Linked DNA regions of Mus musculus: region 1 is linked to region 2. Evidence: chromatin loops called from intact Hi-C (ENCODE). Cell type or tissue: heart. All regions are shown on one strand.

Region 1 (8,000 bases), 170 kb before region 2:
GATTTGGAGGACTGGAAATCAGGAGATGAGAGTCAAGTTGAGGCAAGATTAGAGTCATCTGGGCAATGATTTGGGGTGGAGTCCCAGGCTAAGCTAGATAGCCTGGAAAAAAAGAATCTTATACTTTTGGTGAGCTAAACTACCATGTGCTCAGAGTAGGGAAGGGAAGGAAGTATGCTGAGAGGAGGGAAGAGGAGGTCGTGCTGGGTCTTTAGAGGTCTTGCTAAGAACCTAGAGCTCATCCTAAGAGCTCTGGGAAGCATTGAAGTGTTAAGCAGGAAATGACATGATCCTGTGTCAAAAGGGGCTTCAGACAGCCGTGTGGAGAATGGATTTGTGAGGCTATGATGCTGTGGAATGTATATTTGGTCTTCCTCCTGTTTCCTGGCAGACAACTCCTAAAATCCTTTGGAATCTCCAAAGCAGGATATGTCTATTTGTATTTGCCTGGTGCCTGTGGGCTCCTGCATGTCCTCAAGATGGGAGCTGCTTGTGTTTAGAAGATTGTAACTTTAGTCTTACTCCATTACTCCTGGGGAAAAGAGAGGGGGGTGAAAGTTAAGTTGGTTAAAATGACTAATGATACAATCTGTTGTGCTTATATGCCGAATCTTCCATAAAACCTCAGAGGACTGGGTTTTGAGAGCTATAGTGGAGCCAAACATGTGACCTTTGTAGAGAGGACTTGGAAGCTCTGTGCCCTCCCCATACCAGCCATATGAATCTCTTTCATCTACAATACCGTTTATAATAGACTAGGAGATCTAAGTGATTCCTAAAGTTTTATGGGCCAACCTATTAATAGCAAATGTGTTAAAGTCAAGGATGTAACTGTGGAAATTCTGATTTAGATGTATATGTGCTTGTCAGAAACACAGATAGAACAGTCTGACCCTAGCAATTGGCATCTAGCGAGGTGGGAGGCAGCACTGAGGACTGAGCCTCACGGGGCTGGGTTCAGTCTCCAGGGAAAGTGTCTGAATTATACCAGAGGGCATACATCTACTGTTAGACTGATGGTTTGCTCGGTATGTTTGGAGAAACCTCTACCCAGTTGGCAACAGAAGGCCTCTGTGTTTATTGTTGTGTGGCAGTGTATGAGAAACTGAGTTTGATTTTTCACTATTTTCCTTGAGGGCAAGAGGTGAAACTAGGATAGTTGGGTTTCTGCAGTAATTACTGAATGGGTAGGCAGTGATAGAAGTGGAGAAAAGGGGACATATATTAAATATATTTTTCAAGTAGAATTATTTGGGCTTGGTAAATGGATTGCAGTGGGAAGGGAAAGAGACCTGGAGATGTCACCCAGGTTTCTGGCCCAAGTATGTGTATGTACTTGTGGTTTTTTCTTTTTTCCCTGTAGTGTTAGGGTGAAATCGAGAGCCTTTTGTGTGTCTGTCAGTGCTGTCTCTTTGAGCTTTCTCCCAAGCACTTTATTTATTTATTTGCATTTTATTGAAAATATTGCATTTATTTATTTGGGTATGTATATGGGTAAATGCATGCCATGATATGCATATGGAAGTCCAAGACAACTTCAGTTTTCTCTTTCCACTGTATGAATCCTAGAGATTGAGCTAAGGTTCGCAGATTTGGTAGGAAGTCCCTTTACCTGTTGAACAATCTCATTGGCTCTCTGTCTTAGTTAGGGTTTCATTGCTGTGAAGAGACACCATCACCAAGGCAACTCATATAAAGGTAAACATTTAATTGGGGCTGGCTTACAGTTTCAAAGGTTCAGTCTATTACCATCATGGTGGGAAGCATGGTACCATGCAGGCAGACATGGTGCTGGAGGAGCTGAGGGTTCTCCATCTTGGCCCACAGGCAACAGAAGGACACTCTTACTTCCACACTGGGTGGAGCATGAGCACTAGGAATTCTCAAAGCCTGCCTACACGGTGACACACTGCCTTCAACAAGGCCACACCTTTTAATAGTCCCACTTCCCATGGTCCAAGCATATTCAAACCACATCCTTATTTTGTTTGTTTATTTTTAAAGATTTATTTATGTATATTAGTATTTTGCCTGTGTGTGTGTTTGTGTAAAATTCGTGTGCCATGGAGGTTGGAAGAGGGTATCGGATCTCCTGGAACTGGAGTTATGGATGGTTGTAAGTCATCATGTGGGTGCTAGGAACCAAACCTGGTTCCTCTGCAAAAGTAACTATGTTCTTAGCCATTGAGCAATCTCTCTAACCCTATAGCCCTTATTTTTAATTTTGAGACAAGATTTCATTGAATTACCCAGACTGCCCTCTGTAGCCAAGGCAGTTGGTGACATTGCAGTTTACTTCAGCCTCCTGAGAAATTGGTATTACAAGCTTGACTGACCCACTGGCAGACAACGTGGGTCTGTACAATCCTCCTTCAGAAAAAGCCAATCAGGCGTGATCTGAATCCAGTCCTGCAGAGGCAACAGAGGAAGTCGGCTGGCCTTGCTTCTTTCCAGTTCCAGGAGCTCATATGCAACAGAAGGGTTCTGGTCTCCCCAATTCAGGCCCCAACTTTATTCTTTCTAAGGACAAGATACCAAAGAATCTCTAACTCCGGTGTGCCGCTAGGGGGAGCATGGCCTGCGTTGTGTGTCTGGTCTTAGGGCTTTTAACATTTAGATTACTTTAGTGACTGACTTTCTGCTTTGGTAGCCTGACTCACACTGTTTGACTGGAAGGGTCCCAGAAAATTTTAGTTGATATTGTCAACTCCAGTGAATTTGATCTTATTGTAGAAAGGGGTGGACTTGCCTCATCTGGGTTCGGAGACTAGGCAGGTGTGTGTTCCTTGGGTTCAGATAAAGAGCAGAATTTGCTGTGTTTAAGAGGAAAGAGAAACAGAGCTTTAGTGATACTGAATTCCTATGCAGATGTGGGGATTCTGGGCTTATCACTACTTAAGGATCTGTAGTAGTCTGCCATTTCTACTTGGGTTTTATGTCGTGTTTTTGTGTATTATCTTCAGCATATATTTGTGAGTTAAATTCAAGTCAACCAAAGTCTGGTTTTGGGAATTTTGTAGCATACTGAAGGTGAGTCAACATCACAAGGAATTCTGCAAGGGATAAGCGTTACAGATTCCATCAGGGCCCCCCCACCCCTCCCCCAGCATTATTTTGAGGAGCAGCATTGGAGAATGGCCTCCTTGAGCCTCATTGTCTTCATCCTCATCAGCCTCCACCTTCCCACATGCAGTCAATCCATTTACCAACCCCGAGTTCTACTTGAAAAATATATCTACTAGATTGGTGGAGGAGAGGTACTAACAATTGGGGGGTGGTGGATGAGAGCTGAGTGCCTAATTTGAAGTGTTTTTGACTAATAGCACCTTGACACTGCACCTCACACCCTAGTCCTCTGCCACCCCAGTATGAGATATATTCATAGAAAGTAGAAAGTCGGGAGGAGGCTGGCTCAGTGACAGGTGGCCAGTTGGCGATGAGGTCAGGCACTGCTAAGGTCTTGTGACTCTAGCTCTGGTATTCTTGGCAACTGTTCTGCTTAATGTATGCCAGAAAGTTGAAAGGCTTGGACACTGGTTTTGGATCTCTCATTTCCTGGTTCAGTAAATGGGAGCAAGTAATTTAACTTTACTTTAGATACATTTTTAAAATGTGTTAAATTAATATAACACCAGTCGTAACTTTTAGGACTACTCTGTCAGAGAAAAAAATGAACCAGGATTTGGGAGGTTATTTTGGGAAGATGTAAGATAGTACTTGGGGGTAGGGCAGGGCATTTTTTCTCTAGTTTGCAGCAGATATTGTGCATGTCATAGATGTTATCGGTCATTAAATCTTTGGGCTAGAAGGGTGGCAGATAGATTTACCTTAACAGGACTTAGATAGAGTCTTCACTTTCCCTTGGAGGCCCACACTTGTGGTTCTTAGAAAATGAGCTGGTTTTCAAGATCAGGCTTCTGTGTACTTTATAGCAAAACATAAAGGACTAGGAGACCCTTGACTTGTCTCTACTCTCAGTTCCTAACTAGTTAGGTAAGTGTGGATCAAGTATCTGATCTCTCTGGGCCTCAGTGATCCCATCTATAAAATGGTAGCAAACCTATCTGACCAGTGTGTTAAGAGCATCAAACAAACTAGTACATCTATTTTGAGAGGGTTAGGCAGCATCCAAGCAAAAGTATACATAGGGCTACTAAAAGGGCCTTCTGTGTCCCAGGTACGGCCCTGGCACTTGTACAGTTTCTCATTGGAGGCCTGGGCTGTGGATCTTTTGTTCAGAGAGGAGGCTGTTTGCATTGTGTTTGATGTCCTGGCTCTGACTGTAGACTTAAACAGTGTTCCTCCTAATCCTGATCTAGTTTGTTTCTTCTCCTTTGCAGGAAGACAAGAGACTGCTTGGGCTCTGGCACTAGTACCATGGGACCCTGTACTGGCTAAAAGCTGTCTCCAGGACCTGAACAGTCAACAAGGTAACCAGAGAGGCCAGTCTAGGCCAGCTTCTAGGATGTGAACTGTGTTTCTGCCCCAAATGCTCCTGAAAAATCCCAAGCGAACAAACAAGTTGAGGCAGCACGCATCAGGGTCCCTCCTCATTCCGCTGCTGCTGCAGGACCCAGAGGAAGTGCTTGCTTCCCCTCCAAGCCTTCAGCTAGCTCCCTCCCCTTTGGCAGGGATTCTTCCAAGTTATAAAAGCTGAGACACTAGAGGGGAGGAAAACAAGTCCACTCACTGTCCTCACCCTTCTCCCCTCTGGGTTGTTGCAGCAAGTTCCCAGGAACAGACCTGGGCTCCTGGTTGACTGGAAGGGAGGTAGGAGGAGTGGAATGCATGCATAAACTGAGCCGATCAAAAGACCGCGCTGTTTCAAGGCCGGCTAGAACTCAGAGAATGTGTAGAAGCACGCGCACGCATAAACGTGCGCGTGCTAGCTCGCTCCTGGGACACCGGGTTGAGGGAGAGCGCCTAGCTGAGTGAGAGCAAGCCTGCAAGCGTGTGTGCAGCCTAGGACAGGTCTCCATGACAACCAGCCTGACTGGCTAGCTGCGCTAGCTCTGCTCACTTGGCTGGAAGGAGTGTCTTGAAAGGTCAGAGGAAGGAGCTGTGGGAAGTTCGCAGCAGGTACTGGAGCTTAAGCCAGTGGATCTGGGGGCCCTGGGCTCCCTAAGCGACTGTGGTGTGAGCCAGCCTCTGTGGAGAATGGAGTGGGCAAGAAATCACCCGGACTACCAGGTAAGGGCACCTCTGAGCCCCTTGCTTTGAGTCGGGCTGTTTATGGCAGGCCAGTGTCTGTGCTCTTCACTTCAGAGTTTGGGGGTCGAGAATGATGTCATACTCCAACAGTTGGATTCTATTAGCTCCGGGAGGAGGAGGGAAACTGCCAATTTTCTTGACTTTGCAAATCTAGCTAATCTCACTCTGGCTGAATCGGAGATGTTTAGGCTTCACTCTGCTTTTATTTAGCACAAAGCCACTGGATATTTTCACAGGAAGGTTCTTTTATAGGAAAATGAGTTCTCATCGCTCTAGCACTGTTGAAGTTCTTATGTGGAAACTTTTGAGCAGCTTGGTCGGTTTTACCTCGTGCTCTCTTATCTCCATGCTGCTATGTCTGACTTGTAACAACAATCAAAGTAGCTAATGAAGCTCAGAGAGGAGCCTGCAGTGAGTTTCAAGTCCATCTGGGACACTTGACAGGGCAGAGGGACTGGCACAACAATATCTGAGCGGGGGCCTTGCACTGTCTATGAAGTAGCTTTGGAAATAGGAAACAACCCCCTCCCCATTAATGATGCCCATCACAGGGTTTCTTGAGTTGTGGAGGGGACTTTCTTGGGTTTTGGGGACTTGCAAATATCTGTCTCATCCAGATGTTGCAGAGAGCTGTCTTAACACTACAGCTACGGGGAGCTGGGAACTTGAAGGACTATGCTGTATGATCCCTTTTGCTCCTATTTTAACCAAATCCCAGCACACACAGTGTCCAGTCATGCATGCCTTGTCCTAAATTTCAGAGGAGTGATGTGTGGTAAACACAGCGTGTCTAGGAAAGGAAAGCCTTCCAGAAAGGTAGTTTTATAGGTGTTAAAGTAGTCAGGCCATCCATAATGTTAAGAGAAAGATGAGAGTTGCGGACTCTCCTGCAGGAAAGCCCCTTAAGAAATGCACTTCACTTCAGCCATGTTACATCTTCCACTTACTCCTGGCCTCAAGGAACTTTGTGGAAGCTTTTAGTTTCTCAGTGGGGCCAGGGAACAGCTGTTGTTCCTGGCTCTTTGGTTTTTCCTTCTTGAACTTTCTGAACAGTGTGTCTTTTGTGTCCGAGCAAACAATAAGGGGGCCTTCTGATTAACTTCGGGTCAGCTTGCCAGTACAAGCGCTGGCTCTACCACTGGTTCTGGCAGCCTGAATGTATACTGTATGCATCAGTTTTGTGGCCCGAGGGTCTGCCAGTGTGAACAACATGGCCTCTGGACCTCAGATAACCTTCTTTCACAGTTAATTCCTCTTTCTTCCACACTCTCAGAGTCCTCTGCTTGGGGGGAATCTGGGCTATGGGTCAGGATTAAAGGTGGAGTTCTGAGGAAGAAATGTCTGTGAGGTTCTGCTGCATTCTGCTGCATGCTGGGAAGTCCCTCGGATTATTAGCTGTGAGATGGAGATGATGGTAATAGTTATTATCATGTACTATTGAGAGGAGGCCAGTGGGATGGTTGCCGTGAAACAGTTGTAAACAAATCAACAAATCTACATAATACAATATGTTAGAGCATGAGGCTTAAGGAATGGCCTGACTTCTCTGCAAAGTCACTTTGCCTCTTTCTTCTGGTTCCCTCATTTATAAAGCACCTTCTATTCAGATGCAGTTATAAATCAAAATTAGATAAACCTCACAAGCCTTCTTTGAGATATTTAAGGAAACCAATGGTGCTTTTTTTTTTTTCGTTTGGAAATCCAGATAGGATGGATATTCACGGTAGACTTTGAGCCTCATAAATGATCCTTCAGAGACACTTGAAAGACAAAGCTTTCCTGTAGGTTATGGAGCTCATGTTTTAGTGTGGAGGGGAGTGCCAAGAGATCTTTTTCTTTGCCAGTGTTCATAGCTCCATGCAGTGTCGAGTCACATGTTTTTTTGTTTTTTGGGTTTTTTTTTTGTTGTTGTTTTTGTTTTGTTTTTCGTTTTTTGTTTTTCGAGACAGGGTTTCTCTGTGTAGCCCTGGCTGTCCTGGAACTCACTCTGTAGACCAGGCTGGCCTTTAATTCAGAAATCCCCTGCCTCTGCCTCCCGAGTGCTGGGATTAAAGGCGTGCGCCACCACGCCCGGCTTGAATCACATGTTTTAATGCCTATAAGACAGGCCTGTCCTGGGATCCGATGGGAAACCTGCCCCGAGTGGGCAGTGGGGCCAGGGTCCTCAGCTCTAAGTATGAAAGGCAGGCTGGTAACTGATAGGAAGTGTTCCTGCTCTGGAAGCCTCTCAGGAGCCAGGCAGCTTTTTGAAGAACTTGTAAGGGGAAAACCAAAAAGAAAAACAAGGAAGTGGGAATTCCAGGGGCAGATACTTGATATGTCCTGGAACAATGCCAAGGAATGGAGTAACGGGGGAGGGGGAACTCCAAGCTAGGGCGTCCTAGATCTGTTCTCTGTCCTCAGTGACCCTATAGGGTGTAGGACCTACTAGAGTATCCCACCCATGCCCTCAGCCTCTACCATAGGACAGGGGAAACCTGCCAGCTGTGACCTGGAGTGGCATCTGCAGAGAGCAGGTACAGAACAAGTTTTGTTTGTCTCCCTTCCTTGAATCAAACAAAGCAGCTCTCTCTCGGAGGTGATTTCTCTGTGGCCACTCAGGCTTGGAGAAGTTTTGAATAGTTTAGATTGGACCCATCTCTGTGGCCGCTCAGGCCCAAAGAAGTTGTGCAAAACTTAGATTACCGCACTGTTCCTCACTCCCCAGTCCTTCAGCTTCCCAGAGCTGAGTCACAGCTTGGATCCCTCTGTGCTCCTCAAGGATTAAAAAGTAACATTCCCAGACCCCC
Region 2 (8,000 bases):
GGCTAGGGGCACAAGGAAAGGATTTAAGGGGAAGCAAAATTGATTTTAAATAGACCTACACATTCAAAATTAAATAAAAAATAACACTTTCCTTTACCAGCAACCGTGTCCTAGAGTGTTTTTTAGTGAAAACCGTTAAGACCTGTTTCATAGCCCTTTGGAACCTGGGTTTCAACGTCGGTAAGAACATGGACTACAGAAGACCTTGTGAAAGGGGTCTGCGTGAGCACAGCCTACTCTTCAAAATAGGCCTGAGGTAGATTTAGGAAAAACATATTTATGAGAGCCTGCTTCTCATTGCCAGGCAAAAACACCTCAAAGTTCCTTGTGTCTGGTGTGGTGGTGCACACCTGTAATTACAGCACCAGGAAAGCTGAGGCAGGGGGATTGCCTAATCCAGCTTGGGCCTTGTCTCAAAACAAGAAATCAACCCCCCCCCCCAAGCAACCTTCCTAAACTGAATAAATATGTAAACAGAAACAAAGTTAAGCCGGGCAGTGGTGGTGCACGTCTTTAATCCCAGCGCTTGGGAGGCAGAGGCAGGCGGATTTCTGAGTTCGAGACCAGCCTGGTCTACAGAGTAAGTTCTAGGACAGCCAGGGCTATACAGAGAAACTCTGTCTTGAAGGAAAACAAAAACAAAAACAAAAACAAAAACAAAAAACCAAACAAACAAACAAAAAAAGGAAAAAACAAGAAACAAAGTTAAGCTTTTTGACCCAGTGACCCTCTTCAGCTCTTCATTGTCTTCCTGCACACACATTTTGGTGGGGATCGTTTCTGGTGAATGTAAAGGTTTTTATTCATTTGGAGTGACCTCTGACTCCCTGTGCTAGCTATTGTTACCTTGACCTCTGAATCCCTGTGCTAGCTATTGTTACCTTGACCTCTGACTCCCTGTGCTAGCTATTGTTACCTTGACCTTTGAACCCCGCCCCCTCCCCCCAGTTATTTTTTGTTACCTTGACACAAACTGGAGTCACCTGGGAAGAGGAACCTGAGTTGAGGAAATTTTCTCCATCAGATTAGCCCATGAGTCTGTGGGCCATTTTCTTGGTTGATGATTGAATTGGGAGGGGCCTAGCCCACAGTGGGCAATGCCACCCCTGGGCAACTGGTACTGGGTTGTATAAGAATTCAAGCTGAGCAAGCCATATTGAACAAGGCGGTAAGGAACATTCCACCATGATTCCACCTCGATTCCTGCTGGAGTTCCTGCCCTGACTCCCCTCACGGATAGACTGAGACAGGGAAAGTGTAAGCCACAAGTTGGTTTTGGTCAGTGTTTTATCACAGCAACAGAAAACAAATTGAGGCAACTCCATTCCTATTTATGGACTCCCCACCTCAGGAATCTTGGATGGCACAGCTTACTCTTCACTGTGAAAGCTAATACAGGGACCAGGAGATGTCTCACGAGGTAAAGCGCTTGCTGTGCAAGCGCAAGGGCCAGAGTTTGAATCCCAGCAGCCATGCAAAGGCTGGGTGTGGTAGGCTGTGTCTGTTATCTCAGTGCTGAGAGTGGGTGGATACAGGAGGATTGCTGGAACTTACTGCTCAGCCAGCCTTCCAGAATTGGTGAGCTCCAGGTTCACTGAGAGACCCTGTCTTAAAAAAAAAGGAAGACCCAAGCTGTTGGTTTGGCTTTCACACACCTGTGGAGAGCCGTATGTGCTGCGAGCAATCGCGTGCATGCCGCCAGTAATCTCTGAGGAGAGCCGTGTGTGCCGCGAGCAATCGCCATTATAAGATGGCTCGGGCCTCCACTGTGCCTAACTAGTAAACAAGCCTTGTACGCAGGTGCAAGAGTGAATTCACTCCTAGTCACTCCCATTCTCGGGGTGTAATAGTGGGGTGATGGGCAAGCAACGAATCGGGAGCTGTCACGCCATATCAGGTGCTGAAACGTCACGCTGCGGGTTATAAAAGCAGCGCCATTTTCCCGGTTCGGAATCTTCCTGAGAAGCAAGCAATAAAGCTTTTGCCGCGGAAGATTCTGGTTTGTTGCGTCTTTCTTGCCGGTCGAGCGGGACGCAATACACACCCATACCCACATAAACACATACAAGCATAACACACACACACACACACACATACACACACACAGAAAGAGAGAGAGAGAGAGAGAGAGAGAGAGAGAGAGAGAGAGAGAGAGAGAGAGAGAAAGAGAGAGCCCTCGAGGGGAGAGGGCACACTAAACACTTTAGAATCTTGATTTCCAAGCATCCCTTCCAGCCACTGGTCATAATTTAAGAAGGAAATAAGGATCTGGACATATGGCTCAGTGGTTAAGAGTTCATACTGCTCTTCCATAGGACTGAGTTCCAGCTCCCAGAACCCACATTCAGCCGGTCACAATCTCCGGAAACTGCATATCCAGGGCGGGCGTGTGGCTGGAGGCCGTGGAGTTGCCACGGCAGCAGCAGTGGATGAAGACTTAGGTTCTGGTTGTGGAGATGCTTCCTTCAGCAGAGCAGCGCTATGGATGACTCCAGGAGTTGTTCCTGGCCTTAGTGGAGCTCTAAGCCTAACTTTCCAACAAGCTTGATCTTTGAAATCACCTAAGAAGCCCCTTTAATAAATCCCCTTTCTGTCTAAATTAGTAAGAATTGGATTCTATGCCTTGCGACTAACCATCCTGGTGCAGAAATGTAGGCTTAGATTTTTTTGAAGCCTACTTTTAATAAGAGTTTACCAATGCCCTTCTAGCCCATCACCCACAGGTAGGGAGAAAAGGTGGTAAACAGGACAAGGGGATGTGCACCTGTTTAGAAGTAGTTCCTTGGGGGTGATTTTAATCTGTTTGTCAGGACACCAGCACTCTACTTCAGTAGTGTCAGGATAGCAAACACGAATTAGCAGTGGTGGCATGATGTAGCAGAAACTGCCAGGTCTCTGCCAAATCAGCACAAGTCAGTAAGAGCGACCAGGATGAACCAGGACCCCCCAAACATCACGTGTCCTCCCATGGGTCTTACCTTATTAGCAAAACGCCATGTGAGTCGGTATCAGTAAAACACCACATGAGTCACCTGACCTGTCAGAAACTTACTTCACATAAATCCCTAGAGTCTGATAAAAGGCATAGACCAACTTTTCTGTGCTCCAGACCTATACATCCTATGACAGTTGCACACTCACTCATATGTCCCAATGTCACCTAACACAGGAGCCCTCAACGTATTCTTCCTCTCATCTTGCCATAGCAGCCAGGCAAGGGGATGGAGGGTAGGCGGTGTCAGGTGAGAAAGCTCATGCTTTTAATGGTTTTAATGCTCCAAGTGAGGCCTGGAAATCTCAGCCCTTTCTCTCCCAGCCCTGTGCAAGCGCCTGACACTTCCCCCTTTCCTGTGCTGTTGTCTGTCTGTCCTCATTCATTTCAGGGTTATTTCTCTAGGTCCCTAGGACACTGAGCCTTTGTGTGCTGACTCTTGGTTCCACTCTAAGCTTCTGTCTCCTCTCCTGCCCCAGCACACAGGCTTGCAACATGTTCTCTGCCTCTACACCTGGCCTGGGGAGTATTTTATGTAATAAACATAGTATTCCGGCTGGAGAGAGAGCTTTTCAGGCACCAAAAACCCTGAAAACTAGTAACAGTTAGGTGGAATGGCTCAGTGAGTAAAAAGGCTCGTCCTGAGTTCAGCCCTCTGGACTCACGTGGTAGAAAATCGTAAGTTTCCTAAGCTTCACGGTAATGTTGGACTAGAACTCAGCCAAATTACACAGGAGTCTGTAGTTTCTTCTTTCAAAATGTCTGAGACTGAAATTGCTCCTGAGCCTCGGACTAAATAAAAGCATCAGGCAGGTGTCATAAAGTTCTTGGTTCTTGGCTCTGTTGTAGTGTGACGACAGCCCTGTAGATGGCGCCTGAGGTACTTTCTTCGCTTCCCTGGAAGGCAAGGACTGTTTGGTAGGGTGTTTCTAGGGAGAGACTGATGAGCATAGTCTTAAATTGGCTCCCCACGACTCTTCATTAGTTTGGAGAAAGGAAAAATTACAGAGTGGATAAATCAGATAACGCCTTGACTGTGTGCTCAGAATTGCATTACCAATCAGTAACAGGTGGACACACTGTGCATCCAGATGTGTTTCTCACACAGGAATGTAGGATGTCTTATGGCTGAGAATAAATGACCTGAATTTGACCACAGAGAAGCATCAGAAAAAGAAATTGTATATTACATGAAGGCAGGAGGCAGGACTCTTTTGTAAATTGTTTTATTTTTACAGTGTTTAATCTTGTATGTGTGTGTCTAAGTGTGGGTATGTGATTTGTGTGCACATCCTTGAGGAGGCCAGAGGTGTTTGACATCCCTGGAACCTGCTGATACAGGCTGGAAACTGAACTCCGCTCCTCTGGAAGAGCAGAGCATGCTTTAACTGCCGAGTCATCTCTTGTAGTCAAATAATTCCTGTTGCTAGGGTCAGAGAAAAGTTGGGAAAATGTTCCAGCCTAATGGAAGGTAAAGAGACATGACTGTTAGTTTTTGTCAACTTGACATAAACTAGAGTCACCCAGGGAACATGGAACCTTAATTGAGGAATTGCTTCTTATCAGAATGGCCTTAGTGCCAAGGGGATTTTCTTGATTAATGATTGATGTGAGAAAGCCCAGCCTATTGTGGGCGGTACCACCCTTTGGCAAGTGGTCCTGGGTTGTATAAGAAATCAAGGAATGGATGTTTAAGCAATGGAGAGCAAGCTGGCAAACAGCAATCCTCTGTAATCTCTGCTTTGGCTCCTGCCCTGACTGCCCTCAGTGATGGACTGGGACAGGGAAATATAAGTCAAATAAACCCCTTTTTCCTCAGATTGGTTTTGGTCAGTGTTTTATCACAGCAGTAGAAAGCAAATTAATATAACAACTAAATGTAATGTCTGACTCCAGACTAGGTCCTGTAATGGAGGAGGAAAATTATCCTAAAGGACGTTATTGGGTCAATTGATGAAAAAAATGATTCTTCTCTCTATTGTCTTAGCACCTTGACCACTCAACAAAAATGTTTCGACTGACCTCTGTGTTCTCTCTCACTGATCTGTATGTCTGGCTTTGTGACAACATGACTCAGTCCTGATTATAGTTAGCTGCGAATGTGAGAAGCGTGACCCCTTCAACTTCCTCCTCTTCCTCTTTTTCCTCCTCTTAAGACTGGCTGCTCTGATATCATTTCATTTCCATATGGATTTTAGTGTGAGATATTAATTTCAATAACAAGAGACTAAAGCTTTAGCTAGCAGTAGCATTGTCTTTATAAACTACTCAGGGAGCACTGCCATTTTAACCATCCTAAATGTCCAGGAAGAGGACTTAGTGTGTACCAACTTGAACTCTAATAAGTTTTATCTGATGAAGAAGGCTAGGCACAACATTCAAAAACTCATCAGGGGCACAGAGTTTATGGACAGATATTTCTGTCAATTGAACAGTGAGGGTTCTATTTATAAAATAAAAATGCAAAGACTCACACAGACTGCTAGAGCCTACTAGGAAAAAAAAGTCCCATTAGGAAAATCTTACATTTTGAATTACACATTTTCCAAATACAAGTGTCATGGGGGGGGAACCTTAATAGAGCATGCAATAATCTACATATCTCTGACTTTGTTACATCAGAGAAATTGAGTGGTTTGTTTTAACATGAAGGCTTAAGCATTTGTTGTTGTTGTGTTTGTTTTTGCGCAGTACAGGGTATAGAAAAGTACTTTAGCAATATGCTAAGATATTTTAAATAAAACATGAAATTTAATTAATGCATAAATCATCTGGGATTGGTGGCACACATACAGCTTTATAGTCTCAGCTCTTGGATGGCTGAGGCAGGAGCATTGGGAAGAGTTAAAGGCCAGCCTCAATGACATAGTGTGAGGCCAGTCTGGGCTATAGGAGATCTCTATTTCATATAAATCAAAAACTACACACACACACACACACACACACACACACACACACACAGAGAGAGAGAGAGAGAGAGAGAGAGAGAGAGAGAGAGAGTGTTCTAAAACAATAACACAAATCAACCGTTCCTTGACTTAAGAAATCTACCTCTCTGCCCAAGCCCAAACTCTGGTACCTTTATCAACAGGGTCAACAAAAGCTGGAACAAGCTGTGCTAGTTACTCTTGTGTTTGTTCTCTCACCACGCTTCAGTTCTGACCTCTCTCTTAAATGTCAGCAATTTGATACTCTACAGTACCTGACATTACCCTGAAGTGTTTACGTAAATGGCATATCATACTTGCTGCCAATGGTGACGTTAATAATTTCAGGAACAGGAGAGCATATTGTAGTGCTGAGGTGACCCCTGGAATAGAGCGAGGTCCTTGGCAGTGTCTAGAGTTTGTTGTGTTAATGGTTATGGTGCTGCAATTCTTTTCTGAGGACCTGGGCTCTGGTAACTAGCCATAATATTTAATGTGGCTGCTTTGAGCAACTTGAATACTCTGAAAAATGTTTTTCGTCTGGCACAACACCAAGATTTCCTAAGAAGATCCAGGATGTCTCTGTGTGGGTTTCACAGACTCCCGAGTGCATCACCTTCCTGTGTAGCTTCATTGGTTTCTCTCTATAAGGACAAATGCAGAGGTGTTTAGATTATGTTATATTAAGATTTTTTTGGAAGGGGGACTTATTTGAAAAGTATATAATTCAAAATTTAATTTCTTCCTAAGGAGGTTTTAATTTCTGTTGGGGTCTACCACTTTATATGGTGTTTGTAGATGAAACAAGATAAGATGATAGACTGGGGGTATGTGTATGGGGGAATCCTCTAGAGAGGAGGTTGGGGTGGGCTTTCTGAGGAGGGGGCAACTGTACAGTCTGAATTATGAGAAAGCAGCAGCCTTGGAGAGCTAAGAGAGCAGAGCTTTAGAAGCAGAAAAAACAGCAAGTGCAAAGCGTGTGGGGCAGCATAAGATAAACATCAATATAGTAGTCAATAAAAAATCAAAGTCAGAATGAGGGGAACATGGAAGAGGATAAAAGAGAGCTGTAGACATGTGAGCTGCTAAGTTTAGCCAAGTTATTAAAACTGAACTGCAAATCTGAGCCCCATCATCTCCTGGAATCCATGCTAAGAAGGGAAATGAAGTTGATCTCATGGTTTTCTCCCTTCATACGGATAAGGCATGACTATTTTTCCTAACAGAATTGAAAGTTTCTTGCATGGACTGTCCTATGGGGGCATAAAGTAATTATATTAGTTGGCAAGGGCTCTATACCCACAGCTATTTCTTTATAGAAGTGGGGGACTATCCTGAATTTTTGGATGGGCCTAATCTAATCATATGAGTTGTTCATTTATTTTGCAGTCCTGGCAAACCCAGGGCGGTACACATGCTAGGTGGGTCCTCTTTTGCTGAGTTACATCCCCAGCACTCACTCTGGTCCTGTAGAGCCTAGAACCTTCTCCAGATGGAATTAGAGGCCAACTAAATCTCAGAAGTGTTTCTGTTAGTAAATACATATACAGTGGGTGGCAATATAAAACATATTTCTTTTTAGTGGCTTATGAACCAAAAAAAGGAGAAACCCTGGCTTAGATAAGCTGGAAAGATTCTGCTACGGGGTTGGGACATTCTTAAAACCGCTTTAAAGTTAGGCAGAGTGGTGCATGCCTTATATTCCAGTACCCAGCAGGCAAGTGGGTCTCTGTGAGTTTGTGGCCAGCCTGGTCTACACATCGAGTTTTAGGACGCCTAGAGTTGTATAGTGAGTTCTGTCTCAAACAAAACAAACCCTCTAACAAATGCAGAGATGTCACAAATATTTTACTTACTGTCAGGGGAAAAGCTCCATTCTTATTTAAAACTTATTTATTTTTATTATTGTGTCTGCACATGTGTGCACATGTGCTTGTGCCACGGTGCATGTATGGAGGTCAGAGGACAACATGCAGGTGTTGGCTTTCTCTTACCTTTGCATGTGTTCTGGGAATGGGACAGGTTGTCAGGATTGGTATCTTTATCTACTCAGTGTCTTTATCTACCAAGCCGTGCTTGCA

What was found. Hi-C counts contacts between places; a loop is a spot of excess contacts. Peaks named below come from ENCODE experiments on the same cell type or tissue, not always from the same donor. Only the 100,000 strongest peaks of a DNase experiment are listed, where the experiment ranks them.
Region 1: it touches region 2 in a loop (2.6-fold over the local background); 2 of 42 quality-filtered maps call a loop at or near these places.

Annotation. Positions count from the first base shown.
Region 1 is chr7:109,613,488-109,621,487 of GRCm38, reverse strand. It overlaps Denn2b (DENN domain containing 2B), which reads left to right and starts at 4,341. Exons shown (of 20, transcript NM_001001326.1): 1 at 4,341-4,430. In heart, no CTCF peak of the experiment used is centred here; DNase peaks (open chromatin) are centred at 3,417, 4,947, 7,537, 7,877 and 3 weaker places; H3K4me3 peaks cover 2,698 bases; H3K27ac peaks cover 4,456 bases.
Region 2 is chr7:109,441,104-109,449,103 of GRCm38, reverse strand. Trim66 (tripartite motif-containing 66) reads left to right here. Exons shown (of 20, transcript NM_181853.4): 20 at 1-103. It overlaps 1700095J03Rik (RIKEN cDNA 1700095J03 gene), which reads right to left. Exons shown (of 2, transcript NR_152110.1): 2 at 4,204-4,453. Among named protein-coding and RNA genes, the nearest start is that of Stk33, 6.1 kb to the right of the region's middle. In heart, a CTCF peak has its summit at 3,852 (motif pointing right); no DNase peak of the experiment used is centred here.